2 separate regions of the Homo sapiens genome follow, and region 1 is linked to region 2. The links are chromatin loops, found by intact Hi-C in ENCODE. Cell type or tissue: ascending aorta. All regions are shown on one strand. Each heading gives the region's core, and the rest is flanking DNA. Links, peaks and the distances in the headings are about the cores only.

Region 1 (15,175 bases), core at 4,172-9,171, 67 kb after region 2:
ATGCCAAATTTATGGGCAAAAATGTAATAACATGGCTTATAGGCAGTGGTATGATGTAGATATGATTTAATTTTTAAAATATGCTAAAAAGTATTGACTCTATCTAGTGAAAAGAAAATTGGGCAACAATCAGCAAATACCATCAATATGGACACATTTCTCGGCAGTTTTGGGAAACACATGCTATTTCTTCACCCCTCGCCACCACCCTTCCCTACCTCCCAAGATGGGTCATTGCCTAAGTTGCACTTAACTATTTCTCTACAGACTCACCCAGTAAGTCAATACTTTCATTAATGTTACTGATTTAGATACTAAAACTTGTGCCAAACTTTCCACTATATCAGGAAAACCAACAGGGAGTCTAACTCCAAAAGGAGATTCACTGAAAAATGCTTAGGACCCTCATTGATTATAGAAATGTCAGACACCACAGTGAACTTTCCAATAAGCAATTATCCCCCTATTTCCTGAGATTATGAATTTGGGTCCAGTTATGTAGCACTTTTTGTAGAAACCCTGATCTTGCCTATAGAAGGCTGTCTAAAAAAAAATCACAAAGATGTTTTGCTTAATTTCCAAGTACTATAGGCTCTACTACTGTAGGGTCTACCCTTTTGACATTTCTTGAAACCACAGCCTCCCCTCCACCCTTCCTGCATCACTGCAGTAGCTCCTAAATGTTCTCACTGCTCACAATCCTGCTTCCTTCCAATTAGTCATTCTCTCTGCTACCAGAGGGATTTTTATAAAATACAAATATGTTTATGTTATTCTGCTTAAAATCTTTAGTGATTCTCCATAGTTTTTGAGATAAGCTCAATTCCTTGCCTTAACTGAGAGGTCTTTGGTGATCTGGCCCTGCCCTCCCCTTGGCCACGTCCCTGAATGTATCTGCACCAGGCACAAGGACTTACCGACAGGGCCCTGGATGCATCATGTCTATCTATTTGTCTGTGCCTTTGGTTATCCTATTCTTTACTCCTAGAATATTTGTCTTTTGTTTTCTTAATTAGCTTCTACCTTCATTTAAAACTCATTATAAGCATCCATTCCTCTGAAAAGTCTCCCCTGCCCCTCAATGTGCTTTAGATGGCCTGTTCATCTGTACTTGGCATCACTCTGGGCACACCGCCAGCATTACCATCACCTAGGGTAGTATTTGGTGATGTGCTGGGCTGCCCCTTCCTAATTCAAACCTCTCTCCCCCATTATAAGTTCCTGGAGGGCAGGAACCACATCTTGTTTGTCATTGTATCTTGGTACCTAGTTCAAAGATGAGAACGGTGGGGTGTTAAACAAATGGATGAACTTAGAGATTCTTTTAATTAGCTCTTGCATGTCAGGGTAGAGGATATTGGTATGTGAAAGTTAACTACTACTAAATACTAGTTCACATATTCCTAATACACCTGAGCCAAATGAAAAAGTCAAATGTACATTTCTACGGGATCTTATAGCATTATTTCATTTGTTCTTCACAACAGCCCTAGAGTGCAAGTTTCATAACATTTATCACCTTTTGTGGATAGGGGAACTGAAGCTCAGAAAGGCGAAGTGACTTGCCTAAGGTCAGATAGGTAGCAAGTGGCAGTGCTGGGACGCAAACCCACAACCTGTAATACTAAGTCCTATACGTTTTCCATTAATTCATTCCATAGTTTTATAAGGTATAAGGAGATTTATCTCCCCCAACATGAGTGATAGGCAGAATAATAGCATCCTAAATTTGTCTGGGTCATAATCCCCAGAACCTACTAACATGTTACTTTACATGAAAAGGGGGACTTAGCAGATATGACTAAGGTTAAGGACCTTGAGATGGGGTGGGCCAAACCTAATCATGAGTTCTTAAAGGCAAAGATTATAGGCTGACGTCTGTGATCCCAGCACTTTGGGAGGCTGAGGTGGGCAAATCATGAGGTCAGGAGATCGAGACCATCCTGGCTAACACGGTGAAACCCCGTCTCTACTGAAAATACAAAAAATTAGCTGGGCGTGGTGGTGGGCACCTGTAGTCCCAGCTACTCAGGAGGCTGAGACAGGAGAATGGTGTGAACCTGGGAGGTGGAGCTTGCAGTGAGCCAAGATGGGGCCACTGCACTCCAGCCTGGGTGACAGAGCAAGACTCTGTCTCAGAAAAAAAAAAAAAAAAAAAAAAAAAAGCAAAGAACCTTTCCAAGCCGAGGTCAAAGCCAGAGAGAGATGGGATGACAGAAGGTGGGTCAGAGAGATGTAATGTGCAAAGGACTCAACCCACTGTTGATGGCTTTGAAGTTGGAAGAAAGGGCCACAAGCCAAGGAATGTGGCTGGCCTCTAGAGCTGGAAAAGACAAAGAAAGAGAGTCTCTCCTAGAGCCCCCAGAAAGGCACATAGCCTTGCCTATGCCTTGGTTTTCAGCTCATTGAGATCCATGTCAGACTTCTGACCTACAGAACTGTGAGATAAATGTGTTCTTTTAAGCCACTTAGTTTGTGGCAATTTGTTACAGCAGCAATAGGAAAGTGATACACTGGGGTCTACAGCAAGAGTTGTGCTGAGTCCTGGTGAGGGAGGGCAGCTCTGAAGGCTGGGCTCAACACCCAGTGGGCAGAGGTACTGGCATAGCTCCCCCCATCTCAGCAGGCACATGGAAGGCGGCTACCTAGGTTCACAGCACGGGCTGCTGGAGGGAAGGCTGTGAATAGACAGGGCCAGACCTAAAATCATCTAGCCCCAGATTCCACCACTGACAAGGTTTCCAGGGTATGATTATCTTTCTTTATGCTTGATAGTAATGTCAAGGGTTAGTCGTGTGTATTCCCCAACAGTTTCATTTCCAGCATGATGAGGTTAAGGGGGAAAACCACTGGATAAGGAAGCTTGCAACTGGGTCTCAGCTCATTCATTACTCCCTATTTTGCCTGGGTGAAAATCATAACTTCGTTGGAACTTTATTTCCTCAACTGTTAAAATCAGAGGCTAGATGACAGATATGGTCCCTCTCAGTTCTAAAATTATCTAATTTCATTCACAAATTGCTTCCTGCTAAATCATCTGGGCTGTCAGTCAAGCACTCAGCAAACACATTGTTTGGCCGTGTTTAAATCAAACATATGGGTGACATGCTAAATTCTTAACTGAAATTACTCTAAATATATAGCTACATCTCTTCTTTTGCCTATAAAATTGCTTTGCACATCAATAAGAAGAAAAGAATTTGTGGTGATTAAGAAATATAGGCTTCAGGGCTATATTCCGGGCTATCATTTACTAATGTTTGGACCTTGGGCAAGTTACTTAACCTCATTTTCTGTGAATTGTAGGAGATAACAACATTTACCACATGGGGCTGCCATTCAAGTGTTTAGAACAATGGCTACAACAGAGTAAAGGCATAATGAATGTTAGCTCTTCCTCCTTTATTGCAGTAGAATTCAAAATATGATTTCAGACTAGGAATGATAGCTCATGCCTGTAATCCCAGCACTTTGGGAGGCCGAGGCAGGTCAATCGTTTGACTCCGTGAGTTTGAGCCCAGCCTGGTCTCAAATATGGCGAAACCCCATCGCTACAAAAAATACAAAAATTAGCCAGGCATGGTGGTGCACATCTGTAGTCCCAGCTACTCGCGAGGCTGAGGTGGGAGAATCGCCTGAGCCTGGGAGGCGGAGGTTACAGTGAGCCAAGGTCGTGAGCCAAGGTCACTCCTGCCTGGGTGATAGAGTCAGAGCCTGTCTCAATAAATAAATAAATAAATAAATAAATAAAATATTTTAAAAATATGATTTCAAAAAAGGCACATTCATAGACAAAAAAGATTGTAGCTAACTAAGTACCTGCTTACCTTTCATAAAGAAGGGTCGAGTTGTTTTCCAGAGCTCTGGATTGTTGTTAAATATGATGCCTTTCTCATGCATACCGATGCACTGCAGCCCAAGTTTGCTGCCGAATCGAGAGCTGTAATGATTGTGCTTCATTATGTGGAACATACTTGAGGACCTGAAAAGACAGGAAACTTTGGTGTCAATTTTTAAGGGTCAGGAGAACTCCTGGTGGTACATTTTGACTAGGAGGTAGCTCTCTTAGCAAATGCATGTTGCTCCAAATGCAATGTGCATGATTTCTAGTATTCGGGTTGAATAAGCACTTCTGTTAGCATGAGGACATCCTTCTCCAGTTGAATCATTTCTACCTACTGACTCCCTGTTTCAACATCACCAAAGATAGAAAACACACACACACACCCATATACCATTCCTTACTTCTCTTTCTTCTCTAACCTCACCAAAATACTACCCACTACTGGAGTCAGAGCTGCAAGGCTGCTAAGAAGCTGAACCCTCCATACCACCAGAGCCAGAAGAACCTCCAGCCTCCCAGGTATCATCCAGCCTCACTCCACAAAGTGCCACCCACTACAAGAGTGAGCCACAGAATCAGAAGTTTGTGGAATTACTAAAGTCTTGTTTTCCTATTTTGGAACCAGCAGTTTTGCCTAGTACCACCCAACTCCAGTCTCTAATCAGGCCTGCCCCCTCCAGTGGAGTATCAGTCAGGGCTTGAAAAATATCTCCTTGGGCACTTCTTCTAGCCCTGAGCTTGGCCAGCGCCTGGCTGGACTGGCATGCAAAGTTCACTGTGGTAGTAAAGGAAGCTATTTTGGGGCTCTGCCTTCCATCATGACTCATCAAAGTCTCCAGGGTCACAGAGTTCTCCCACGACACAGGATGTGATGAGTCATGAGACAGGGCAATTTGCATGATGCTCAATTATGCAAATTCAAGATGCATTAGATGTCATTGGTATTATCTTGATTTTAGATGTTGTTGTTACTTTCTTGGTGAACTTAATATTTATACAAAATTTCATGTATTAATTGCAACTTTGGTCCTCCCTCTCCTCTGGTCTCCTGAAATTTTGTTTCACAGCTGCAAATTCTCCCACTATGGAGGTTTTCAGAACAAATAACCCTCAAAGATTGCAAGTGGTTACTATAATATCTGCAATTGGTTCTCAGGTTGGAGAGACTTGCTCCTCCATCTCCTAGTTGACACTTGGCTCCTAAAAGGATACTTTTGCCTTAATGAGGTTGTTCAGTTAATGCCTGTTGAAATACATTCCCAGAGGACTCTAGACCAAAAAAGCGCTGCTCTGGTTCAATGTATTAGGTTGTGGGCTAAGTATTAATCCAGCTCTCACATCTGCGATGTGTTCCATAGTCCTATTTAAGCTTTAAAAGTAAGCCCCTGAAATAATGGTAGTGTCAAGAAATTAGAACAGGATTATTATTGTATAATAATATATAATATATAAGGTGTGGTAGTGTGTGCCTGTAGTCCCAACTACTTGGTGGGCTGAGGCAGTAGGATAGCTCGAGCCCTGGAGGTTGAGGCTGCAGTGAGCCATGATCAAGCCATTGCACTCCAACCTAGGTGACAGAGCAAGATCCTATCTCAAAAAAAAAAAAAAAAGCAGAGTTATTGTATAAATAACTTATTAATATTTATTTCAGGAAAAACCACCTATTTTCAAATAAAAACACTATTAAATATTCTCTTGATCTGATTCCAGATAATATTCATCAAATAATCCTAAGTTTTGGACATGTTTGCCTCTCCCTAGCAAAAATAAATAAATAAATAAATAAAAATCCAGATGCTTCCATTTGTATTCTGGGGAATTTGTCTGACGTTTCAAATTTTGTCATATATAGAAAAATTATGCTATAGGAAGGAATGAAATTCTTACTAATTAAAATATTTGAAAACTCTAGCTTTACTTACCTTCCCCTCCATCATTCTATAATTAAAGCAGAAATTAAGTAATTTATATATTCTTTATTCACAAACTAATATTTAAAAATTTTAAGCACTTAAAGGACAAACACTATTTTTCTGCTCTGACCCTGGGGCTTTTGCATACTGCATTAATCATATTGGCCTGTCCATTTCATTTAAGAACTTGCTAATCAGTTTTAAAAAGAGAGTAAGAAACTCCAAACATAAAACAAACCCAACGAAATATTTGCTAGTTATTAGTAATAAAGAGCCAACCTTTAAAATTCTTGTGTCCTTTAGGGGGCACCAACTTCTCAGCTATTTTGAATCCAAAGCTCAGGCTTGTTAGGGACAAAGCTAATCAGGCCGATGTGATAAAGCAAGGGATGTGTGACTGGCCACAGATGAGCAATTTAAAACAAGGTCACTTACTAAAAGTAGGCTGGATTTATCTAACCAGAGTAAATCAGAAAAGTGAAGAGAAGGTCAGTGATGAACTAAGGACCCCAGCCCAGAGCTCCTCCTGGCAGTCAAGACAGGCCTGGCTCTGGCTTGTGGGCCAGCCTGCAATACTGCCAGAGGCAAGTGTTATACTGATTATTTGGGAGAGTGAGGATTTCTTAGCACTGAGGAGAGTCCAGCTGAGTCCCCAGCCTCAGCAGGGACAGTGCACAGCGTTGGGTGTCTGATCACTAGGGTTATTATCCCTCATTAAGCATGATTGAAGATAAAAGACATCTCCAAAGATGGCAAACCTATTGTCTGTTCAAAATGAAAAGTAGTCAGGGAGTAAGCTCTTAGGTGATGAGAAGAAAGCCACCTGAGTTCTGGGATTAAACAATTCACACACTTGTGGGCAGATTCAACAGTGATGAGGAGGCAATTAATGGACTAATTGGTGCCTTCTTTTTTTTTTTTTTTTTTTGAGACAGAGTCTCACTCTATCGCCCAGGCTGGAGTGCAGTGGCGCAATCTCAGCTAATTGCAAACTCCACCTCCCAGGTTCAAGCAATTCTCGTGCCACAGCCCCCTGAGTAGCTGGGATTACAGGCACCCGCCACCACACCCGGCTAATTTTTTGTGCATTTTTAGTAGAGACAGGGTTTCACCATGTTGGCCAGGCTGGTCTCAAACTCTTGACTTCAAGTAATACACCCACTTTCACCTCCCAAAGTGCTGGCATTACAGGTGTGAGCCACTGCACCCGGCTGGTAACAAACATTTAAAAACACTTGCCTCATGTAGATCTGTTCCATCAATCCTATCACCTTTTCACTGTCCTTCACTTCTCTAATATCCTCACTTACCCAGCTTAAATTCTAGGTGACTACAAGAGATAAACAATCTTTATAACAGAGGAATCTCACTGTAACCACCTAACCAGTGATCAAATTTAACATCAGTGCTAGTGGGACAACCTGTTACTCATCTTCTGATGTGATGTGATATGAAGTTCCTAGTACTACTGAAGTGTTATTGCAAAAATGTGCAACCTTAATCTAATTGAGCCTTTAGACCCAATTTTCAGTTTATAAGAAATACAGAGAATAGATGAATATAGTAAATGACACCCTGATGAAACAGTGAGAGAAATTCAGAATGTGGGATATGTTATAGCTGACCTGGTCTCTTCAAAATGTCAATGTCACAGGGGGAAAAGTGTGGCAGGGGGACGGCTCTTTCAATTTTCCTACTCATTTGACAATTTTCTTAACAGAAAGTTGGGAAAAAATTACTGTCAATCATTAAAATTAAAATACCCTTCCCTGAATCCTCAACTCCCTTGACCCTCTTCTTACTTTGTCATGGTTGTCTGATAAGACCACACTCTAGCTAAATCCAACTCTTAGCTTATTCTGTGCTTGCACCTGGCAGTTGAAGTGGGCTGGGAAAAAAAGAAAAACCACACATGCGCACACATGTGTGCGCATGTGTGTACGTTAGCGCACACGTGCCTGCTGTCAGGTCTCGGTTAAATTCAAGTGGGCCCTTAGTGTCGCTGGCAATGCTACTGCATGTCCCCAGCCCATTCACTCTCTCACTCTTCTAGATGACTATTATATTCTCCCTACTCAGCCCCAGCTGAAGACTTTATTTCCAATTTTCCCAAGAAAGTGGAAGCAACTACAAGAGAATCTCCACAATCCCCAACGACCCGGACCTGTGCCCATATATTCCACCTTCCCTCCTATTACTATGGAAATTCCATGTCCCTATTCAAGGCCAACCCATCCACTTGTCCCCAGGGACCTCTTCACATCTCACCTAGCACACTCTTTCTCTTCCATCAACAATCATTTGATTTTCCTCCATAACTGACCAGTCCCCCTACAACTCACATGCTGTAATTTCTCCTATTTTAAAAATCAAAATTCCTTTGCCCACACATCTCACTCATCTACTGGCCCATTTCCTGCCTTCTTTATGGCAAACTCCTTGGAAGACTTGTCTACACTTGCTGCCTCTGATTCTTCTCCCCCGATTCTCTTCTCTGGTCAGACTTTTGCCCCCACTAGTCCATTGAAACTGCTCTTGTCAAGGTCACCTGTGACCTCCCTGTTGCTAAATGCAGTACTGAAATCTCCATGCATTCCCTTGCCCCATCAGTGGTATTTGACATGGTTCACAATTTTCTACTCCCTGATATGGATTTTTCACCTGGTTTTCAGACATTACACTTTCCTGGTTTTCTCTTCTCGGTCTAGCTGCTCTTCTCAGTCTCTGTTGCTAGTTTCTGACCTATTTACACTAGAGGGTCTCAAGGTTCAGTTCTCTCTACTCAATCATCCCACTCAGATGTCAACTGGGCATGTCAAATCTAACATGTCTGGAATGGAACCCTAATCTCTCCCCTTCCCAAACTTGCTCCACCTATCTCAGGACACGATGTCCCCATTCAATGCAAAACTGGACAGCACTTTGACTCTTTTTTTTTCTCTCACACCCTACATCCAATCTGTCAGCAAGTCTGTTGGCTTTGCCTTCAAAATATGTCCAGAATTTTCCCTCATCTCTTATCATCTCTACTGCTACCACCTGGACCAGCCACCATCACCTCTTGCCTAACTGGTCTGTCTGTCCCCATCCCTTGTCCTCTTGCACCTATTCTCAACAGAGCAGCCAGAATGATTCTGCTGAAACATAAATGAGTCATATGTGTCAGTCCTCTCTCAAATTCTTCAGTGGCTTCCTTTCTTGCAGGGGGTAAAAGCCGGAATTGTTACAATGGCCTGCAAGGCCTGACGTGATTTGGTACCCTATTGCTTCTCTCATCTCCTGTATTCTTCCACTCAGGTTCTTGCCTTAGAATATTGGCACTTGCTGTTCCTTCTGTCTAGAATGCTTTCCCGCCAGGTCTCTGCATGGGCTACTTGCTCATTTCCTTTAGGTCTTTATTTAAATGCTGTCTTCTCAGTGAGGGCTGCCTGAACCACCTGTTTACAATCACACCTGCGTCTCTACAACTGGTCCTCCCCCATCCTCCTTCCCTATTCTTTTTCTATGTAACACCTATCTGCCTGATAAGTGTGACCAACTATCCTGGTTTGCCCGGGACTATGCCAGTTTCAGCACTGAAAGTCCCACATCCTGGGAAAGGCCCTGGTCCCAGGCAAACTGAAACAATTGGTCACTCTACTGATACACTATATATTTTACTTGTTTATTGTTGACCTAGTGACGACATATTGCTCCATGAGGTAAAGGAATTTTGGCTGGTTTGTCCACTGCTGTATTCCCAGAGTTTAGAACAATACCTGCTGCTATACATAGTAAGTTTTCAAGAAATATTTAATGGATGAAGAGCCAATAATGACTATTACAACTTAGAATCATTCAGTGCTTAGTATATAATAAATTCTCAGTAAATGTATATTCACAGAATAAATGAAGGAAGCCCCTGTAAATGATGTGTAAATTTGCACATTATTAAGACAGATGTAAAAATATAACCCTAATTAGTATGTTAATTGCTAACAGATATGCAAATATAACCCAAATTAGCATGCTAATTGCTAATTTCCCTTTATGAGTGATACATAAATTTTTTTTGTATTCATGACAAAAACTAATCTAGGGACATATAATGGACATATAGTGTCATACGCAGCACCTACAGACCTTCATTAATTTAGAGTACAGCTGCCTGGGTAGCTGCCTGGGGAACGGTGCACACATCATCTACAGCTCACCAGATGGACCGTGCCTCCACGCCCCCAGTGGCACACGCGGCATCTCAGCAGCGCACATGCCTGACTTCTCCCCTGAAGTTCTGCAGCCCCTACTACTTTGGGACGAAGCTGGTTGGAAAAGTTGGACCATAATTTCTACACAGTTGTAATGACTACAGACCTCAAACTTTTCAAAAGAAAAAAAAAATCTGGCAAACTATTCAAATAAAAATAAAAATCTTTCTGAGGTCCAATGGGGTCTTTTCAAGAGGTACGGGGAGTGCTGGAAGGGACTTGAAGAGCAGGCAAGGAAAGGAGATGGGGACAAACATGTCCTATTCCCGCGGGGAGCTCAGCCTTTAACAACAAAATTGAACTGCTCTGAGGCAATTAAAGAGAACACAAAGACTCCAACAAGTGAAAAGCCTGAGAGGACAGGAAAAGGAAAGAACTGGGAGAGCTGATGGTAGTGTGGGTGGGTTGTGGCTGCGTCTCAGCGTGCACCAGCGCCTGAGTCGGTCGGGGTTGTTGGAGTCAGTTTCCTAATTAAGACTAGCGGAGTGGTCAGATGCCACCCCCACTGTAACGAGCAAGCACTTCAGGAATTGTCTTTGGAAATTCACGGACTTTTTCTGGAGATTTAAGAATCTAGCATCGAAATATCTAGTATCTCAGAATGATTTCTGTCCTGGTACTGTGGTCCTTTCTCAAGTCTATCATTCTTTACTCCAGTTCTAGTCTTAAACCTCCACCACCTTAGCATAAGACAAAACCAGTCCTGCATCGCTGCTTCCTGTAACCCCGGGGAGAGGCCCTCCTGCCCCATGAGCTTCCTCCTCCACCCTCTCTCTAGATGGAATGTTCTCAAACTCCCAGGGGAGTATTAAACACCACTGATGCCTGAGTCCTACCCCCAGAGGTTCTGATCTAAAAGTGGGGGTGTGGCCTGGGCAGTGGGGCTTTGAAAAGCTCCCTGGGTGACTCTAAGGTACAGCTAGGGTGAGAGGCACGGCACTGTGCTAGATCCTGGGCAGCAGGTAGATATCCTTCTAGATAAATATCCTGGGGGTCACTTCACCTGTCTGCTGAGGGAAAGAGGTGATGGGGAAGGCAGACCCTGGGCTGGGGAGAGCTGAAAGGCAGGTGGCTGTGCGGGGAAATGAAAGAGCAGCGGCAAATGTCCCTACCCCCAAACCCAAACACCAGTGCTTCCAGGATATTTGTGAGACCATAGCCAGTTGTAAAAGTGACTCAAGTACTGATTTTTAAAATGAGAACGTATCAAGAACGTATCATAGTCACTTAAATTTGGCTGACTAGAGCCTAATAGACCAGGAGAATTAAAATAAAAAAGTAATTATGATCTAGTTCTTAGAGCAGTGGTTCTCAAACTCAAGTGTGCAGCAGAATCACCTGCAGGCTTTGTTAAAACACGGATCGCGGGTCCTACCCCAGACTGTCTCATTTAGTAGGTCAGGGTGGGGCCCAAGAACGTGCATTGCTAACAAGTTCCCAGGCTTGTTGATGCTGCTTGTTGAAGGACCACACTTTGAAAACTACTGCATTAGAGTACTTCACAATGAACCCAATGAAATGATGTTTCCACCTGAAGCCATTTCTGTTTAGTTGTGTGAGGTCTGCCTCAGCTACTCTTAAAAGTGCTACAACACAAAACTGAATGAAACAAACAAACAAAAATCCCAGGTCAAAAAAATTCTTTTTGGATAGTTTGAAATATTTAGAAGTATTAAAATAATACCAATTTCTCCCCTGCTCCCTTCTTTCAATATCTGCTTCAAATATTTGGGCTTTGAGGATACCGTGGTATTTTATGAGATGATGTATGTAATCTTGACCTGAAAAAATTATGTAGTTTAGAAAAGCTTCACTTACTTTTGAGCTATAGTCTTTGTATCTGAATGAATAATTCTAACAAATTGGTAAAACACCCTGGTCAGCTTTAGTTTGTGGGTAAAGCGCTATCAGGGATTACGAATATAAACATGCGTTAATGAGACAATGTTTGCAGATAGCTTTGCTAAAAGTCTACTAAAGCTGGCTGAAAGTCTAGGGAAATACGCCATCTTTGAAATTCTCCATTTTCTAAGATCAATAAACAAGAAAACAAGTATTTCACCAAACTAGTTCCTTATAGTCAATTCCTATTTAGTTAACCATAGAGCTAATTCAATCTGCTAGTTATCCACAAAATATAATAATGCAGAGAGGGAGGACACTATTTTTTTAAATGGGTAATATTGTTCCTGATTTATGTAAGATCACTCCACCGGGATACTCGCATAAAGTCATAAATGGGAAAGCAGCATGTGAATTACTTCTTTTTCTACTGTCTTGTTCTTTTATTTTCCTTTTTCTTTACTTTAATCGGATTCAGCCAAGGTCGGCTTACCATCTGCTCTTTTAGAGGTGCTCAGTTGCTTGGCAGGAGAATAAATTAGCAAATTGCTAATCAGATACCTCTGCCTCAGGTTTGTTTTATTTTTTAAAAGACAGGGTCTTACTCTGTCACCCAGACTATAGTGCAGTGATGTCTCGGGTTTTATTTTTGTTTTCTGTGGGTTTTTTCTTTGTTTGTTTGGCTTGGTTCTTTTTAATGTTTATTTGTGGTTAAGACCAAAAAACTTGGGAAAGCAGAAAAGATAACACCTCTCCCTAAAGTATGTTTTGTCAAAATCAAATTATCTGGCTTCTAAGTTTCCACATTCACTGCTCACAGAGATTGTAAATAATTTCCCAACTTTCCAGAGTTAGTTATTTATGTACTGCTGGCTTCAATTCAAGCAAAACCCAATTATTCTGTTTGCAATGTTAGATTTCTGGGGATTGCTCACTTCATTTCAGTGGTAAAAATATAGCGTTAGAAACAAAGACATCAAGATTCAAAATAAAGTTGTCTTAAGTGGAAAAAACTCCAGCCTCGATTTAAAAAGTATGTCTTCGATTATGAACAGACTCACTTGCTGATAATGAGTGTTTCCTCTCCAGAGATCCAGACTCGCATGAATTCTCCATATACCCGGTTGTAGTAGTTGCAGGCACTGCCGATCCCCATCCACAGGAATCTGCCGTGGGAGATGAGGGGTCCAATTCCCATGCAGTAGCCAGGACCTAGGACAGGTGTCAGAGCATAAGCAACATCTTAGTTACACCAAAAATTGCAACTGTTTTGTGTTACTCCTGTTTTTGTTCTTTTATAGCTAAGTGTTCTTTACATGTGATGTATATCTGTGAATCACGAATAAAGTGATTTGAAACAAAACAAAACAAAACAAAAGCCTCACGCTTAACATGAGGCTCTTCACTTCTCCATGAGTAAAAAGGAGTTCAGTATCCATACCACACTAGTTTTATTTGGTCTCAATCATTTCAGTCTGAATGAACTGGGGTGTGTGTGCTAATTTCTTCCCAGGTTAACTGGTATCAGTGAGTTTCTAATACAAGTCAATTGGTGCATTTGGTAGCAAACATGGAAACACTGATGAGTGACAATCTGGCAGATCTGTTTGGCGCCTAGTTTTTTCTGGAAACTTTTGGTTTGAGTGCCCCGGTTGACACAATGGGTGGGTTAAAACTGGTCTGTAGTTTTGTAGGAAATCTTTCAACTGAAAGAAACAAGATCTACAAGGAGAATGTCCAATCCAAGAACATCTATTTCTTTTGTTACCCTCAAAAAAGACTCCGTTTAAGAAAAGGCTCTTAAGCTAAATCTCATTAGGCAAAATAAAGCTAAGAGATGGGGAGTCAGGCAATGGGTCTTTGAACCTCTAGATTGGAGTTTGAGTCCCATGATCTGGTTTTAGCCGAGAGTAGTGGCTGCTTACAATCTTGCTTATGCAGAGGATGGCAGAATTGTAAAGAACATGCGTCCAGGGAACAACTGGGGAATTTGGTGCTGCTTATATCAGAGAACAACCTTGGTAGCTTGATTTTACTGGTGTTGGTAAAACGTTAGATTAAAAAGTTTTAGAATGTTTTCAGGAGTTGACAAGTAGCAGTTTTTCTAAATCTTTCTCCTTTAATTCCATTCTGTCAGTGAAATCATTCTGAAGCCAAAACATGCCTAACTACGTGAAACAGCATTCTCACCTTACGGGCAAAAGTTGTGTAATAATATACATAGTGTAAGCTTTTGCTTGAATCATCTGAATTGGATGTTTAATCCCAAACACAGCAAACAGTGTTTAGTCTTTTACTTTGTAATAGCTGAGTTAATATGAGCAAGACTGTCAGCTCTTTTTTCCCTTTAAATAAAAGATCTTTGCTAATACCTACAGAACCAAAATATGGTCTAAGGTTATTAATCTTGTGATTATTTTAGTAACACTACATTATACAGTAGATGACTGACTTTGTATTAAAATAATTTCATTAAGCTCTTTAAAAGATTTCCACAGCAGATTTGATTGAATATGTATTTCCTTAAACTGTCATTAGATATATTAACTTTTAATCAATTAATATATGCATAATATAATATCTCACTGGATATTTATAGCTTGGCACATTGTAGATGCTCAACGAATGTTTCCTGAATAAATTTTAAAAATTAATTAGGCATGTGTATCTAATATAAAGGATGAAGTTTTAAATGCCATCCTTTTTTTTGAGACAGAGTCTCGCTCTGTTGCCCAGGCTGTAGTGCAGGGACATGATCTCGGCTCACTGCAGCCTCCACCTCCCGGGTTCAAGCGATTCTTTTGCCTCAGCCTCCCGAGTAGCTGGGATTACAGGCTTGTGCCACCACACCCAGCCCGCCATGTAAAAATCTTAATATTTGGGACCTGCCATTCAAATGTAAGCTGTGACGCAGGAGAGATATATCTACTGAAAAAGGGAGATTGAACCTTGTGCTTAGATTAAGAACCTGAGTGTTCTAACCAGAAGAGAACCAGAGTTTTGAGTCCCTAGCGATCAATTGTATATCAGCTTAATTCATCCAACAAACAATTACTGGTATAGATACTACTGGTATAGACACTAAAATTAGGGACTGGAGATGTTATAAGTATAATGGTCCCCATCAGAGTCTAGGGGCAAGAGAGGAGAGTATGTGAAAAATAATTACTAAATAAAAGAATGTTAACACAGTGTGACCTTTTCATTTACGTGTATATCTTAGGCCTTCTACCCACCCTCCAGCTGGAGAGAAGAATGCTGGAGGAAGGTAGAAACTTTGGCAAAATATTAGGGAAATATTCTGGTTGTAGCCACATTAAGCTGATCGT
Region 2 (15,175 bases), core at 5,322-10,321:
AGTCAAGGCCCCGCCACTCCCTTCCTCTCTCTGTGAGGTGGCTGATCTCCAGAACTCTATGCTCAGCCTTGCAGGATATGTTTTTAAATGTTTTCTGCATCCTCCACTGGCATCTCCGGTGGGTGTTTCCATAACCAGAGAGTCCTTTGTGCTGCAGGAGTGATGGTTTGGGCACACAGGCAGAAACAGGAGCTTCTGGGAAGGAGGGGTTGCTCAGGACCAGGCAGCTGTTGGAGGCATCAAGTGCCTGGGGAAACAAGGAGGAAGCAGACAGGTCATGAGGGCTGCAGAACAGCTGCGGGTGACGGCTGTGCAAGGACGGACGTTCCCAAGGAAATGCGTGAGCCCTGTGGTGTGGTCCCTCCTGGTGACCCCATGAACCAAAGAAAGTGAAGTGTCTGGTGTGATGGATGGATTTCTCAGGGAAGCCAGTGAAGACTCTGTAGTGTGCCTATGCTGGCGGCTGTGGGGGGCACAGGGGGTGCAGGGGCACAGCTGGCTGCTTGTTACCCTTAAAATGCTGCTCTTAGCACAGGAATGTGTGCACCTGGGGCTCTCTCCCTGTTCTCCTTGTCTACAATGCTGGGTCTGAAATGTAGAGGGTAGAGACTCGTACTTATCTGGAATAATTTGATAATTACTTAATGATTCCATTCATTGATCCAACAACACTCATCCAATGCTGTATCAGGCACTGGGGAGTGCACAGAGATGACCAGGATGATGTTCTTCCCTCTTCTCCTTTGGGGAGACAGGCCTGTGTTACAAACCCCAGCAAGAGGCCTGCTGTGGGAGAGAGGTCCAGGCTAGCATGGAGGGACCACAGAAGTGTGATAGGCTCCCATGGATGGGATGGGAAGAACTTCCTAAAGGAGAGGGACCGTGAGAGGGGAGGATGTCTCTGGGTCCAAAGAGCTTTGAAGCTGACAGTCAGTAGGAGCGAGGGCAGGAGGGGATGAAATACACCTGGAGGAGGGGGCAGGGAGGGATGAACCAGAAGGGGAGTGAGGCCTTATTGCACACTTGGGGCTTGGCTATCGTGCCAAGAAGTGTGAATGTTACCTGTGGGTATTTCTGAAGTGATGTGATTCAATCAATTGTCCCCCCCAAATTCATATGTTGAAGCCCTAACTCCCCATGTGATGATATTTGGAGATGGAGCCTTTGGGAGGTAGTTAGGTTTAGATATGGTCTCAAGGATGGAGCCTGCATGATGAGATCAGTGGCTTAATAAGAAAAAACAGCAGAGAGCTTGGTCTCTCTCCCCACCACATGAGGCCACAGTGAGAAGGCAGCTGTCTGCAAGCCAGGAAGAGAGTCCTCACCAGGACTTGACCATGCTGACACCCTGATCTTGGATTTCCAAGAACTGTGAGAAAATAAATTTCTGTTGCTTAAGCCACCCAGTTGTGTTTGGGGGGAGTCAAGTGAAGAAGCTGTTGTAATCTTGCAAGTGGGTTGCATGAGGGACTAGATAGGGAGAACGTTGGGGATTATCCAGAGCAGCCACTGCTTTGCATGTTTACCAAGGGCTCCTTGCATGCCAGGCGCAGTGCAGAGTTCTTTACTCGAGCCTTCTTATTCACTCCTCCATAGAAGGGATTGTCGTTCTGGCCATTTTACAGATGAGGAAATGCAGGCTTAGAGAGGTGTAGTAACCTGTGTGAGGGACCAGATGGGTAAGTGGCCAAACCAGGATTGGAAGGCAGATCAGGCTCCACATCCTGCTTTAACTACTCTGCCATTCTAATCTGTGCTGAATTCAGACCTCCCAAGATTCCACCTCTCCTTGAGGAAGGAACATTCCCCAGTCTCCTAAAGGGTCAACAAAATCACAAATGTCTACCACTAGGGATCTGCATGAAGTATGTTCCCTCAAATCACAGCACCCTTTGTCATCATTGCAGGAAAATATGACCTGTGTGTCCAGGACAAAGTGGGAGGCAGGGCTGGGGCTGGCTGGGGGAGGGGTGGCAGGGTGGGCGCTCTGGGGAAAGCAGCTCGGTGAGGGCTCCTGGCTGACTCGGAAGGGAGGTGCCTGGGCGTTGGGAACCACAGACAGGTGCACCTCATTTTGAAAGGCACTGTGATCAGTGAGAGGGGGCAGGAAAGGAGGTATCAGTCCACACTCAGGAGAGCCTCCAAGGCCAGAAGCCAGCAGAGAAAGGGCTTCATGACGGTGATGGCCGACTGCCTGTCATTTGACCAGAACATCTTGGAGCCCCCACTCTTAGGGACCTCTTTGGGCTTCCTCATGGCAGAGTGTATGGGGGCAACTGCAGCCTCAGCGGCCTGAGGGAATCCATGAAACCCATTAATGGGAACTCCTGAATCTTACTACCTTGTTAGCCTCCTCCTGCTTGAGCACAGTCTTAGCAATCCTGTTAGAGTTCCTGCTTCCCTCATGGATTTCTGGACATTTTAGTAGTGTCTGATGTGGTCCTAGGCCTCTGTTGCTTCAAAATAAGGATCTCTCCCCACCTCCCACTGACTCCCAGTTTGCCCCTAGGAGTTGGAATCCTAATTAAATGCATGATTAAAATGTTTTCTCCTAAGGTTCTTAAGCTCCATGTATAACAGGCAATACAACGATGTTTGGATGTGTCACCTAACACCATCCATGAGAAGTGTATAGATCTGAATGTTGTCCCCACTGGGACCACTGACATGGAGTAAGAAATGGAGAAAGAAGGGTGTGGCACCTGCCATAATGGCAAGTCTCTTCTGGGCAGCTTAGGCATCTTGCCGATGTAGTCCAACTCTTGAGGTAGATATTAGTAGCCTCATTTTGTAGATAAGGAAACTAAGGCAAAGTTTGCACAACTGGAAGACAGCAGACCTGGCCAGGGGCACTGACTTCCTGGTTTGGAAGTCCCTTCTATCACGCCCTCTTGTCCCTCTTTTCCCCCCCACCTTCCTATGCTGTAAAGAAGGAAGTACCGCCAGGAATATGGTCACATGATTTATAGGCTGAGATTGGCATCTGGGGAGTTGGGTTGTCTAACAGGAGACCTTAGTTCTTGTTGCGACTCTACACATCCCTCTGGGCCTCAGGTCTGTCATCTGTCAAATGGGAGGGTTGCTCTACTCATCTCCAAGGTCCTTCCAGGAGTGACAACATGACATCCAAGGCCTATGGAAGGTGCAAGGACAAAGCAGCTTGCTTGACCCATTCCTCCTTGGGACTATGAGGCCTGATTTGTGGCTCTGCACCCCCTATCCTTGCCAAGGATGATGCCATCTCCAGATGGGTGAGCCTATACCATAGGCAGGTGCCCTTCACACCCTGGAGTGCCACGTACTATGCCTGAGCCCGGGAGGGAGGGCGATACTGGGGGGTCTTCTCGGGTGGGCCTAGGCTGCTTCCCTAGAAAGAGGAATCAGCAAGGGTGGCTGGAGAGTCTGGGGCTGGTAAAGGGATCTGCCCTCAGGTGTTTTCACCTTGTTCTTTGATAAAGGGGACATATTTTCTTCTTTTTATCCTGTATATAGCCGGCTTCCTAGTAGAAAGTAAACAAGCACACAACAATTAGACAAATAGATATGGTATGGTTCTGATTAGCCAAAGCAGGACGAAGCTAAATTTTAAGGACACTAGGCAGCCACTGACCAGCTGAGAGACCATAGACATGTCATTTTACCTCCGTAGGTCTCAGCTTCCTCCTTTGTTCAGGATGTGTCTGGATTGGGTGATGGGAGGCCTGGCATTCCTTGGCTTCATGAATGAAATGGTGAAGTTGAGTAGGAGCAGGGCTGACTTCCTGGGCGTGCAACCCCGGCAGTCACACAGGGTCTCATACTTAGAAGAGTCCCGTGCTTGGTCTAATGCTTTGCTGCACCACTTTGAAATGCATAATATTTTTTTAGCAAAGGGCCTCACATTTTAATTTTGCACCAGACCCTGCAAATTATGTAGCCGGTCCTGGGAAGCAGTGCCCACTCTCTGCTCTTAGACACTGGAGGCTGAGTGAATGTCAGGCCTGCCCCTGGCCAAGTTGTAAGGTAGAGACACTTGTCCCTGGCCCTTCGTCTGGCCTTTCTGAGTCTTCACCCATCATTTCTTGGAGCTAAGGCCTCCTGCAGACACTGGGTGCTTCTCCAGAGTGTGCCACCATATCCTCCTAGGTGTGCCTGCCTCTGGCGTCACACCATGCACCACCAAGACTTTCCCAATTCTTTGTAGTGAACCTACCTCTGTGCTTGTCCATGCTAGGGGCTTAACATTTATTCACTAAGGTGATTGACTAAATATGTGATCAAATAATATGCGATGAAAGCAGCTCGACAGAGTGTCCGGTGCCAAGGGCACTGGCCTAGGAATCCAGTCTGGGCTCTGATCACCTCACTTCCCTGGACCTCCTTTTCCCATGGAGTAAAAGAGGTGCTTGGTGAGATGGCTGGAGGTCTCCCCCAGCACTCGCTCTCAGACACACCTTGCTGGTGCCTCTGAAGTGACATTGCCAGGTTCATCTCAGCTGACAGGTAAGCCCTGGGTAAGATGTCTCAGCTGATCAAGTGGACCAGAGGGCACATGTGTTCTCCCTGATAGACCTCTGAGGACCCACCCTTCAGAGGGGGGCAGGGATATGGTGTGGGGGCTGAGAAGATGGATTAGGGAGGAGATAAAAGTGGTGTAGGGATGGGAGCAAGTTTCTAAATTCCATTTGAAGTCAATTTGCAAAAGCAGAGACTTGAGGAGCACTCCCCACCCAGAGAAACACCTAGACTGTGAGAGACACTAAAAGTCTATCTAGAATTCCACATTTACAGTGGAGCCCAAAGGAACCAGCTGGGCTCCTGGCCCCTGCCCTCGGGGACTGGCAGCTGAGTGGATGCCCTCCCATGGCACTGAGCCGGCTGGGCGGACACGAGTTTGACTGGCTCTTTTGTCTATAATATGTATCACTTTGCTGTTGAGGCTTTCAAGTGAAGTCATAGAGCAGTTACTGGCAATACCATCTCCTTTATTCCGAGGGGCTATTTATAGAAATTCTTGCTCTTAAGTATATTGGCAATATCTCCTCACAGGAGGGCCTTCATCTCGGCTCACCCCCGGGGGAGCTCTCAATTCCCTTAGTTGTCTTGCTTGTGAAAAAGCAATTTTAATTTCCCAAACAAATTTCCCAAACCTCTAGGGGAAAAGAAATCTATTTCCTAGTAGATTTTAACTGAGCGAGGGCTAAACTGGGGGAAGCAGAATTGTTTTTCAGTTTCCTCTGAGTGAGGTCTCTGGGTCTATGTCCATCCTGTAGGATCTTGTTTGAATGGGAACCAGGCTTCTTAAGCTATCTGTTGTGAATCATTCCCTGAAAAGCAGACTCTGAGACAGATTTGTGTGTGGAAGTTTGACTGGAGTATGCCCTTGGGATCAACATTGGGAAGACAGAGTTGGGCCGTGATGCAAATGTGACAAAGGTTTCAGCCAATCCCACTGGGGGTCTGGATCTAGGATGGTCCCTCAGAGTTTTGCTGTACGAAAACCAGGGGTCCAGGCCTTGCCCCCTGCATCTACCCATCTATTAGATGTGGATTGTCTATGGGAAGGGGTTATCTATTGGAAGGGGACATATCTTTCGGTGAGGCAGCTCTCTGTAACTGAGAGCAAGTTGAAAGTGAGCAAGATGAAAACTCATCTAAGCCATCATCTGCCAATGCCACAGCTGGGAAATCAATGCCTCAGTCCCACAACTCACACTGTTCGGTCCACACAGTGACTTGTAGATATGAGCCTTGCTTCCAGAGTCGGAGATGATGACAATGGCTGGGCCCAGACAACCCCAGCCAGATCAGTGCAGCGGCAGGGGAAATGAGACTCAAAGTGACTGCATGGGATTGTATTCATTTGAAACCTCATTATTAGTTCTTGTTGCCTCAGGGAACCTCAGGAATGTTAAACCCACATGGTGGGGATGAACATATGGCCATCACATCCAGTGTTGTGGTTGGAATCTGGGTCATTATTGCCCTAGCTGTGCACCTCCTTTCCTGGGTGTGCAGAAGGACCAATGTCCCTGACCCCTAACTCTTCCATAACTCTGTGCTTTTTCATTTGCCATTCCCTCTGCCCAGAATGCTCTCTGCTTCACATTTCCTTCCCCCTCCTCTTGCTGATAAACTTCTATCCATCTTTCAGCATCCAGTATGAATGTCACCTTCTCTTGGGAACCTCCCCTGGCCAGCCTCTCCCTGCTGCCCAGCAGAATTGGTCTCACCCTCTCTGGCTCCCCAGACACTCATTAGCCCAGCCTTAGGCAGCTGTCTCCACACCCTGGGTCTGCTGGTCTGTCTTCCTCATGCTGAGCAATTTAAGGTCAGGAACTGAATCCCACCCCTGTTTGTATCTCTGAGCACAGGATAATGCAGACTCCTTGGATGAGCTGCATGGATGCAGGAGGGAACTTTGAAGGATTTTGAGTCAAGGAATAAAGGAGAGAAGTCAGGTTGAGGAGGCATGGTGGATTGAACTGGAAAGAGATCATGCTGCTCAAGCCCAGCAACGAAACTATTTCTTCTTCTCCACCTGGGCTGCCTATTTAAAGCCATCTGTAAAGATGTCCTCTCCTGATTCCACTGGCCATACTGGCCTCTTCTCTCTACAATGCTGCAGCTGCAAATAACAGCAGTCGGTGTCCAGTCAAAACGTGTCGAATAAATGAACGAATCCAGAATTCAGGCCATAAAGGTCAGGGCGTGGCTCCAGGAGGAAAAGGGGTGAAAAATATTTTTTTGGCTTTCTAGACAGGCCTAGATGACAGGCCTTAGTAGCTGGAGAAGTAGCATGGTGGCATGTCATAGGTGAAGGCAGGGTTGGAAAGCCAGAAGAAAGAACCAGTTTCAGGTTGGGACCTAGAATATGGTCAGCTCAAATGGTCCATATACTGGATTGAATGTTGAAGTCAACAAAGCAGGACTGTGGTTAAGGGGAATATATGAAAATAATGTTGGAGAACAGACAGGGATCAGGACACATGGACCAGCTGAGACCACACCTGGTCTTAATCTGTGATGCTTCACTCTAGGTACAAATGCTAAAAGCAATGTTTGAAGATCTTTTAAATGAGATGTGCTTCTAATCAGAAATGACACGCAATTGTGGGTTGGCCTGCTAAGACTGCTTTGGCCCCTCAGTGGCTGTCACATGTCTGTCCTTGGTGCAATGTGACTGGGGGCTCCAAGTGCCTATGGGGAGCCTTCTCCGCTGGCTCCCATTTAGCAATGTCCACTAGGTGGCGACAGAGACTCACTTGCCTCCCCTGCAGAGAGCCTGCTTTTTTGAGATACAAAATTAGCCTCACAATATTCCAGCTCTATAAAAATAGATTCCTCTTTGAAAAAAAAAAAATCCCATAAAACTTCATTATATAAAACAGTGGAAATCTTAGCAAAGATATCGTCAAAGAGTGGAGAAGCCATTTAGGATAAATATACAAACAAAAGATCTAATTATCTCTTTTATCTAAGCAGGCACTATGCAGCCTGATTTTCCGTTTAAGAGCTCATGACTCATTGGGTTCTGGCAGTTTCTCTTTCGGAGTTCTGTCAATCTGTCTCAGCTTCTCTCCTGTGGTTTCATGGAGTTTATTTCTGCCTTTTCCTGAGGTTTGGGACACTACACCGTTTGTCTCTTTCCTCCTACCTAGATTTCCACACAAAACAGAAGCAAAGCCTTGCTCTGCAGGTTGCTTTATCAACCATTGGAAGATGGACAGAGGTTTTTTTAAGCTGTGTGAACAGAAGCAGACAATTTTACTTTGTTATTTTCCCCTGTGCTACCCAGATAGCAGCAGCCACCCTGTAGTTGGCCACCCCCAGGGGCCACAGCCAATTATAGACGTTTCTGTCTCCCAGCTGTGGAACCTCAGGCAAGCCTTTGAACCTCCTTGATCTCAGCTTTCTCACCTGTAAACTAAGGATTAGCATAACACCTCCCTCTTGAAGTTATTTTAAGACTGGATAAGGAGAGGGCAAGGGAGACCGAAAATTGCAAATCACTTTACAAATGTTGTACATCAATAGATCTCTTTTAAAAAGGGGCCGCTCTTGAAGAAAAAGTTGATTAATTTTTAAAAGCATGCTAGCTTTGGAGGGTTCTTGTGGCAAATGCGACATTTGAGGAGGATCCATCTTTGCTTACTGAGTGTGGAGGGGCATGCTCTAGCCCCTCCTATGGAGTCAGGAAGCACCCCCAGTGGCCATTCTGTGAAGAAGCCAACGCGGTGCCCTGAGTGCCTTGTGCCCAGGATTATGTGCCCAACAGCTGCTTCACTGGGAGGAGGCCATTATGAAATCAGTGGTTTCCTGAAGCTGGTCGTGTCCATAATTAAAGAATGTTAAAACTCCGTAGTTGATTTTCCACTTCTGTCTCTGGCGGAAAGCAGGCTATTAATTGTCCCGTTAAACCGGGGTGGTGATGGTCAGCCTAGAGTCCAGAGCTGGCTGAGGCTGGAGTCTACATGGCTTGTGCTGGGCACTACCTTAGCATGGAGAGCACTTTTCACTGCTGTGGGCTGCTGGGGTCTGCCACACAGCATGGCCGTCCAAAGTGCTGAGATTACAGGTGTGAGGCACTGTGCCTGGCCAAAAAAAGAGTTTTTTTAAGGCAGTGCAACGATTGCAAAGGCCACACCCCAAGTGGATGTATGGTTATAACTTTTGACAAGTACTGCAAAATCTTCTTCCATATCTCACCCCTCTATCTCTCTATCTCATCACTAGTATTAACTGGGGCTGATACAGTTAATACAAGTGGAAGCTGTTTTTATTTTTTCTAAGATTTACTTATTGAATAGTTATATGTACAGTCTAAAAGCCAATTTGCTGAATGTTCTATTAATATTTCATTCTATCAAGAAAAGAAAAAAGAACTGCCTGAAGTTCTTTTTGGTATGTAGCCTGAGATTCATTTTCTACCATTATGGTTGGTGATTGTTATAAGAAAGAAATTAAATTCTCTTCCTCCCATTAAGTAATATGCTTAGAGAACCTATAAACCCATTTAACTATATATAAATAGCAATCAGGCAGAAGACAAGATTGGAGAAAAGAATCCATTTGTAATAGCGATGAAACAGATAAAATACCCCCCAAATAAATTTGTCTGCTGATGGCCACGGCTCTCTGAGGAATGGTATTGAGTTTCTCAGCATCACCAGAAGTATTGTTTTCTACTTGAAATTTGAAAGTGTAGGTGCAATAGCACATTGCTACTTTTTTTTTTTTTTGAGACGAAGTTTTGCTCTTGTTGCTTAGGTTGGAGTGCAATGGCACAATCTCGGCTCACTGCAATCTCCGCCTGCTGAGTTAAAGCGATTCTCCTGCCTCAGCCTCCCATGTAGCTGGAATTACAGGCACCTGATACCATGCCTGGCTGATTTTTTGTATTTTTAGTATAGATGGAGTTTCACCACGTTGGCCAGGCTGGTTGCGAACTGCTGACCTCAGGTAATCCGCCTGGCTCAGCCTCCCAAAGTGCTGGGATTACAGGCGTGAGCCACTGTGTCTAGCCCACATTACTATATTTTAATGAAACTTTAGTATACTCATCCTAAAACTCCACATCCATGTTGCTTTATTGTAAAAAAAAAATGTCCAGAAATGGCAACAAATGGGGGCTGGCTCTTACAGGACAGGGCAAGAAGACACAGTGGTCAGCTCTTGTGAAAAACATATTAAAATGCTCTTTTAAGCTACGCAAAGAAAGGAGACACAAAAGAAGCCTTAAGCAATGGAAAGGTCTACTGTTTGAACGTTCATACTTGGGAAGATTCAATATCATGAAGATGTCAAGTCTCCTTAAATTAGTCCAGAAGTTTTTAGGCATGTCAACTGAATCTAAAGTTCACATGGACAAACAAGCAAGCATATTCTTGGACAGAAAAATTGTGAGAAAAAAAAGAGTAACGAGGAGGGAAACATCCTACCAGATATTGAAACATATTATAAATCTATAGTAATTAGAACAATGTGGTACAAATGCATGATTAAATCAATAATACAGACTAGAAAGTCAAACCAAATACATATGGGAATTTAGTATACGATATAAACTACACCCTTAGGGAAAATGCGGACTATTCATTTAATGATATTGAGACAAGTGGATCATCTTATTAAAAAAAAGCTGGATCTCAGGTCTTACACCAAAATAAATTTTAGGTAGATTAAATATATAAACATGAAAAGGAAATCATACAAGTAGTATATAAAAATGGGAGATTTAACTAATAATATCAGAATGGGGAAGGCTCTTCTAAGAAACCACGCCCACACACAAATTAGTAAATTCGACAAAACAGAAACAACAAAAAATTTTGTGTTAAAAGTAACACTAAATCAAAATGAAAAGATAAAAGGCAAACACAAAATTGACAAGGATGCTTGCAACTTGTGTAACTGATAAAGGGCTATTTTCCTGAATATATTTCTCTATTCTATAATTACTTTCTTTAATATATTTTAAAAACTTCTGTAAGTAAGTATGAAATAGACAAATGATAAGAACAGTTATCAGAAAATGAAATACAAATGATTCAAACATGAAAAGATGCTCGAGCTCAGTCTATAATAATAGACCCTTAAAAGTATAATGAAATATCTTTTTTTAAACCCCTATCTGATTAGCAAAGACCAGCAAGTTGGAAAAACAGAGGGCTTTTTCAAAGATCAAGCTTGTGAGCCAAACTAAAGGATTCTGTGCTTTCAAGAATTACACTGTTTAGAGTTTGGACTTTTTGAAAAAAATGTACATGTCTATGAAATAAATTGGCCTTTTAAAAAAGAGTTTGCAGCAATGCTGAAAGTAGTGGCCAAAAGCATGATCAAGAGATAGGATATTCATCTAATCTCAAACCATCTCCCTACAAGCTATTTATCAATTACAAAGTGAAAAATACTAACTGCACAGTGGTGAATCCAGGTAGCCACCATCCTGTCAGGAAGCCCAAACCAGCCACCTGGGGAAGGACTGGGGTTCTCGGCCACACACAACACCCAGTGCTGTCATGTGGGTAAAGGAGTCTTCAGATGATTCCAGCGTTTAGCCTTTGAGTTTTTCAACTAAGGCCCCTGACATCATGGAGCGGAGACAAGCCATCCTTGATGTTCTCTATACAAATTCCTGATCTCTAGAATCCACAAGCATAATAAATGGCTGTTTAACGGTGCTGAGTTTGGGGGTAATTTGTTATGTAGACAAAGCAAATGGAACAGGGAGTGTCTGCCAAATTTCTCCACCATGTTACCATTTTCTCTTTTGTAAGTAATAAGTAATTTGAGGGGAGATGCATTGAGACTGTAAATATTCTGTTTCTCATCAACCTTTCACCCTTATCAAACTAGTTTTGGCAACCACTGATGATTTTCTAATTCTATCATCCCTTCTATATTTATTAGTTGGCTTTTTTTGTTTTTTTTTTTTTTTTTAGACAGAGTCTCATTCTCACTGTCGCCCAGGCTGGAGTGCAGTGGTGCAATCTCAGCTCACTGTAACCTCTGCCTCCCAGATTCAAGCGACTCTCCTGCCTCAGCTACCCGGTTAGCTGGGATTACAGACATGCGCCACCACGCATGGCTAATTTTTTTGTATTTTTAATGGGGACAGGGTTTCACCATGTTGGCCAGGGTGGTCTTGAACTCCTGACCTCAAGGGATCCGTGTGCCTCAGCCTCCCAAACTGCTGGGATTACAGGTGTGAGCCATGGCACCCCGCCTAGTTGGCATTTTTCTATCAGTGTGCTCTCAGGGATTCCTATTTTATTCAGTGAAATAGAATACATTATTATAATTGATGCTCAAATTGTCCCAGATGTAGAAGAGTCCCTTCAGTGGCCCATGGAAGTTCCTTCAAGCTAATCCTGGGTCCTATTGAATGTTCCCCATTTCTCACTGAGCATCTTCTTAGGTTCTTGTGAAATAAGATATCCTAAACTCATCTTGTGTTTCCACACCCCAGTCCTGGAATCCAAGACTTTTCTTCAAGGACTCTTCGTTCGTTTTAGTGGAGAATGGTATTTAGAAACCAAGATCTAAGTGCTAGATGTACTCACTGCTGCAGGTGTGTTATTGCTCCCAGACACTTTTGGTGGACAGAGCTAGGAAATATATTTATCTATTCATCTATGTATCAAAAAACACAAGTTCATACTGGTACCTCTAATTCCAATCCATAAACTCAGAGAACACTCTAATTTTCCCCTTTTTACATATTTGTAACTCTTTTTTCTGACAGTAAGAAACATGGCTCCTATTTTCCTCAATGTATTTATTCATTTGCTCAAGCATAAGATACACAGAAATTAATTTCAGAATTGCTAACCCACACTGCTGAGAAAAGCAAGCCTACTAGTAGAGTACAAAATTTATATATAGTAAAATACACAAATCTTAAATATATAATCTGGTATGTTAAAAAATTTTTAAGTTGACAAATAATAATTTCATTTATTTCTAGGGTACATAGGAATGTTTTGATACATGTAATGTATAGTGACCAAATCAGGGTATCAGTGTATCCATCATCTCAAACATTTACATTTCTTTGTGTTGGGACTATTCAATATCCTCCTTCTAGCTCTTTGAAACTAATAATATGTTATTGTTAGAGTCATCCTACAGTGGCATAGAACACTAGAACTTCTAAGGAACATATGCTCACTCCTGTTAAGGCATAAAACATTTCTACCATCCAGAAAGTTTCTTTCTCAGTCTATCCCCCCCAGAGCCAACCACTTTTCTGGTTTTGTTTCACTATAGATAGTTTTGTCTTGTGTAGAACTTCATATAAATAGACTCATATAATATGCACTTTTTCATAATTGGCTTCTTTTGCTCAGCATAATGTCTATGAGACTCATCTATTACATAGAAGCAGATTTTTCCCGTTTGTTGCTAAGTAGTATTCCATATTATAAATGTACCACAGTTTGTTTATCCTTTTCCCTGGATTTGAGTTGTCTCCAGTTTGACTGTTATAAATAAAGCTGCTATAAATATTCCTGTACAAGTCTTTTTGTGGATATACATTCTCATTTCTCTTGGGTAAAAACTTAGAATTTAAGTGCTGAGTCATTGGGTAGGTCCATGTTTAACTGTAGAAGAAACAAATCTTTCCAAAATTGTTTTACCATTTTACACTCCCACCAGCAATGGATGAACATTCTGGTTGTTTCACATCCTTACCAACATTTGGTGTTTTCAGTCCTTTTATTTTTAGCCATTCTAGTAGATTTAATTTTTATTTCTTTGATGACCAGTGACTTTGAGCATTGGTCCAAGTGAAGTTTTTTAAGCATGGGCATCTCCAAGGCGTGGGTTTGGTTCTACTCTGTTCTCTCTCTTCAGTTGGATTTGCTTCAGGGAGTGGGGGTAGTGCTATGGTTCTTAAGATTTTTAGAATGAAGCTTGAAGAAATGGATCAAAAAGTTCAAGAATGTTCTTTACATTCTTAATTCAGATTTACATAAGTTTTTGTTAATAAGACAAAAATTTTGTAATTAATCACGTGCATATAATTTACTTGGGTTTGTTCTGTTTTGTAAAGCTGATTTCAATTATAGATATTTATAAAGAAAATGAATATCTGGCATTGTTTACATGCTAACACTTCCAGAGTTTTTATGAAAATTATACAAGTAGAAAGATGAATTTTCATAAAATTTTCTTAGCAGCCTTTTTTATTTTTAGAAAGTAATACAAACTGTTCAAGGCTAGCATCAACATATTTCCAGACTAATTGTACTTGGTGTTTTCATACTTTTCTTTTGTGCATTCATTTATTATGCCCACCATATCCCTATTTGGTATTATCTGCATTTTACAGATGGAGAAATGGGAGTCTCAGAGAGGTGAAGCAATTTTTGCCTAAGGTCTCACAGTTGGTAGCAGATCAGGAATTAAAACGAACAGGTCTGGGTCCATGCTGATTTTATTAGGAGTTGTCTGGGTCTCCTCATGAGCCCAGTGTGTTCTTTGACCTTATGAAAGCAGCTTGTTTGTTGGCTTCCTTTAAGTAGCACCATGAAACAGCCTAGGGGGCCAGATCCAGCCAGGGATAGGGAAGGTCTACATTTGGTTACACGGAGGAGTGGAGGACCCAGAACTTTCAGGAAGGGGCAGATGTCTCTGTTGGCTTTTCATGGAGAGGGACTCTTCTACAGAGCATCAGAGGAGATCAGCAATGAGAACTGGGCCTCCTTGACTCTCCTTGGAGAAACAATTGCAGGACTGGGGGCTGGAGGAGGTCCTCTTTTATTCCCAGTTCTCAGGAAACTCTGTCAGCATGGCTAAGGTCTGGGTTGCAATGTCCCAATGGGCTGAATCTATCCTCTGCTTCTGGATGCAGCATTAACAATGTATTGACGGTCTCTTACGTGGTTCTCTGGTCAGATAATTTCAGCTCATTTCAAGGCAATTTCAGTCCATAGTTCTAGGCCCTTCACCTGGGTCCACATCCTGGTAGTAACACTCTTATTCAGCTTTTTCATTCCTTGTTTCCAATTAAAAGGGACAGCTCAGGGAACACCCTCCAGCTACAATTTGCAAATTATTTGCCCAAAGGAAGTTGATATTGGTATGTCTAATAATATACTTGTCCAGTATAGGTGTTTCTCAGACCATGGAACAACTTTGACTGGAATTATAGCACAGAGAGACAAAATAATTTGTGAGGAAAAACTCTAGAAAGTATTGCAAAGAGATGTGACTATATCATTTGTTAGTACAGACTTTTGTAAAATATAAATCTAAGGATAGCTGCATGGATATCATTAAAATACAGTATCATTTGATGATGTAAATTAGTCTGCACTTATAGGCATGAAGTATAAGAGCAATTATGCTGAAGTACATAAGAAATTGTTAAAGAGAATTTGGCTACAAATTGAGAATAAAAATGAAAACACTTAAAAATTATTGTGTTAGAAATGAAATCCTACTTTGTACAGTAAAATCTCAGTTATGTGACAAATATAACCCTGAAAAACATAATACTTGAAAGCATTTTCTTAGACACATAAAGTCTATGGGAAGTTGGGAAATGGAAGTGTGATTTGATGCTTGTCTTTCATGTGTTGGAAGTCTGAGTAGTGTAGTGAAGCCAACAGTGATACTAACACCTTCGTTGGTAGATGCAAAAGGGCGTCTCAGGCAGTGGGAGTTACTGGTCTTAGAGACCAGATAG

The links. Hi-C counts contacts between places; a loop is a spot of excess contacts. Peaks named below come from ENCODE experiments on the same cell type or tissue, not always from the same donor. Only the 100,000 strongest peaks of a DNase experiment are listed, where the experiment ranks them.
Region 1: it touches region 2 in a loop (4-fold over the local background); 6 of 110 quality-filtered maps call a loop at or near these places.

The regions. Positions count from the first base shown.
Region 1 is chr15:51,223,952-51,239,126 of GRCh38, forward strand. CYP19A1 (cytochrome P450 family 19 subfamily A member 1) reads right to left here. Exons shown (of 10, transcript NM_000103.4): 3 at 12,908-13,058; 4 at 3,828-3,982. All of the region lies in intron 1 of MIR4713HG (MIR4713 host gene), which reads left to right. Among named protein-coding and RNA genes, the nearest start is that of MIR4713, 11 kb to the right of the region's middle. RefSeq lists enhancers at 4,501-4,795, 4,521-4,815. In ascending aorta, for the core only: a CTCF peak has its summit at 6,076 (motif pointing right); a DNase peak (open chromatin) is centred at 4,640; H3K27ac peaks cover 880 bases.
Region 2 is chr15:51,155,820-51,170,994 of GRCh38, forward strand. The region is part of intron 1 of MIR4713HG (MIR4713 host gene); the gene reads left to right. Among named protein-coding and RNA genes, the nearest start is that of TNFAIP8L3, 69 kb to the left of the region's middle. In ascending aorta, for the core only: a CTCF peak has its summit at 7,227 (motif pointing right); DNase peaks (open chromatin) are centred at 7,202 and 7,516; H3K4me3 peaks cover 772 bases; H3K27ac peaks cover 1,265 bases.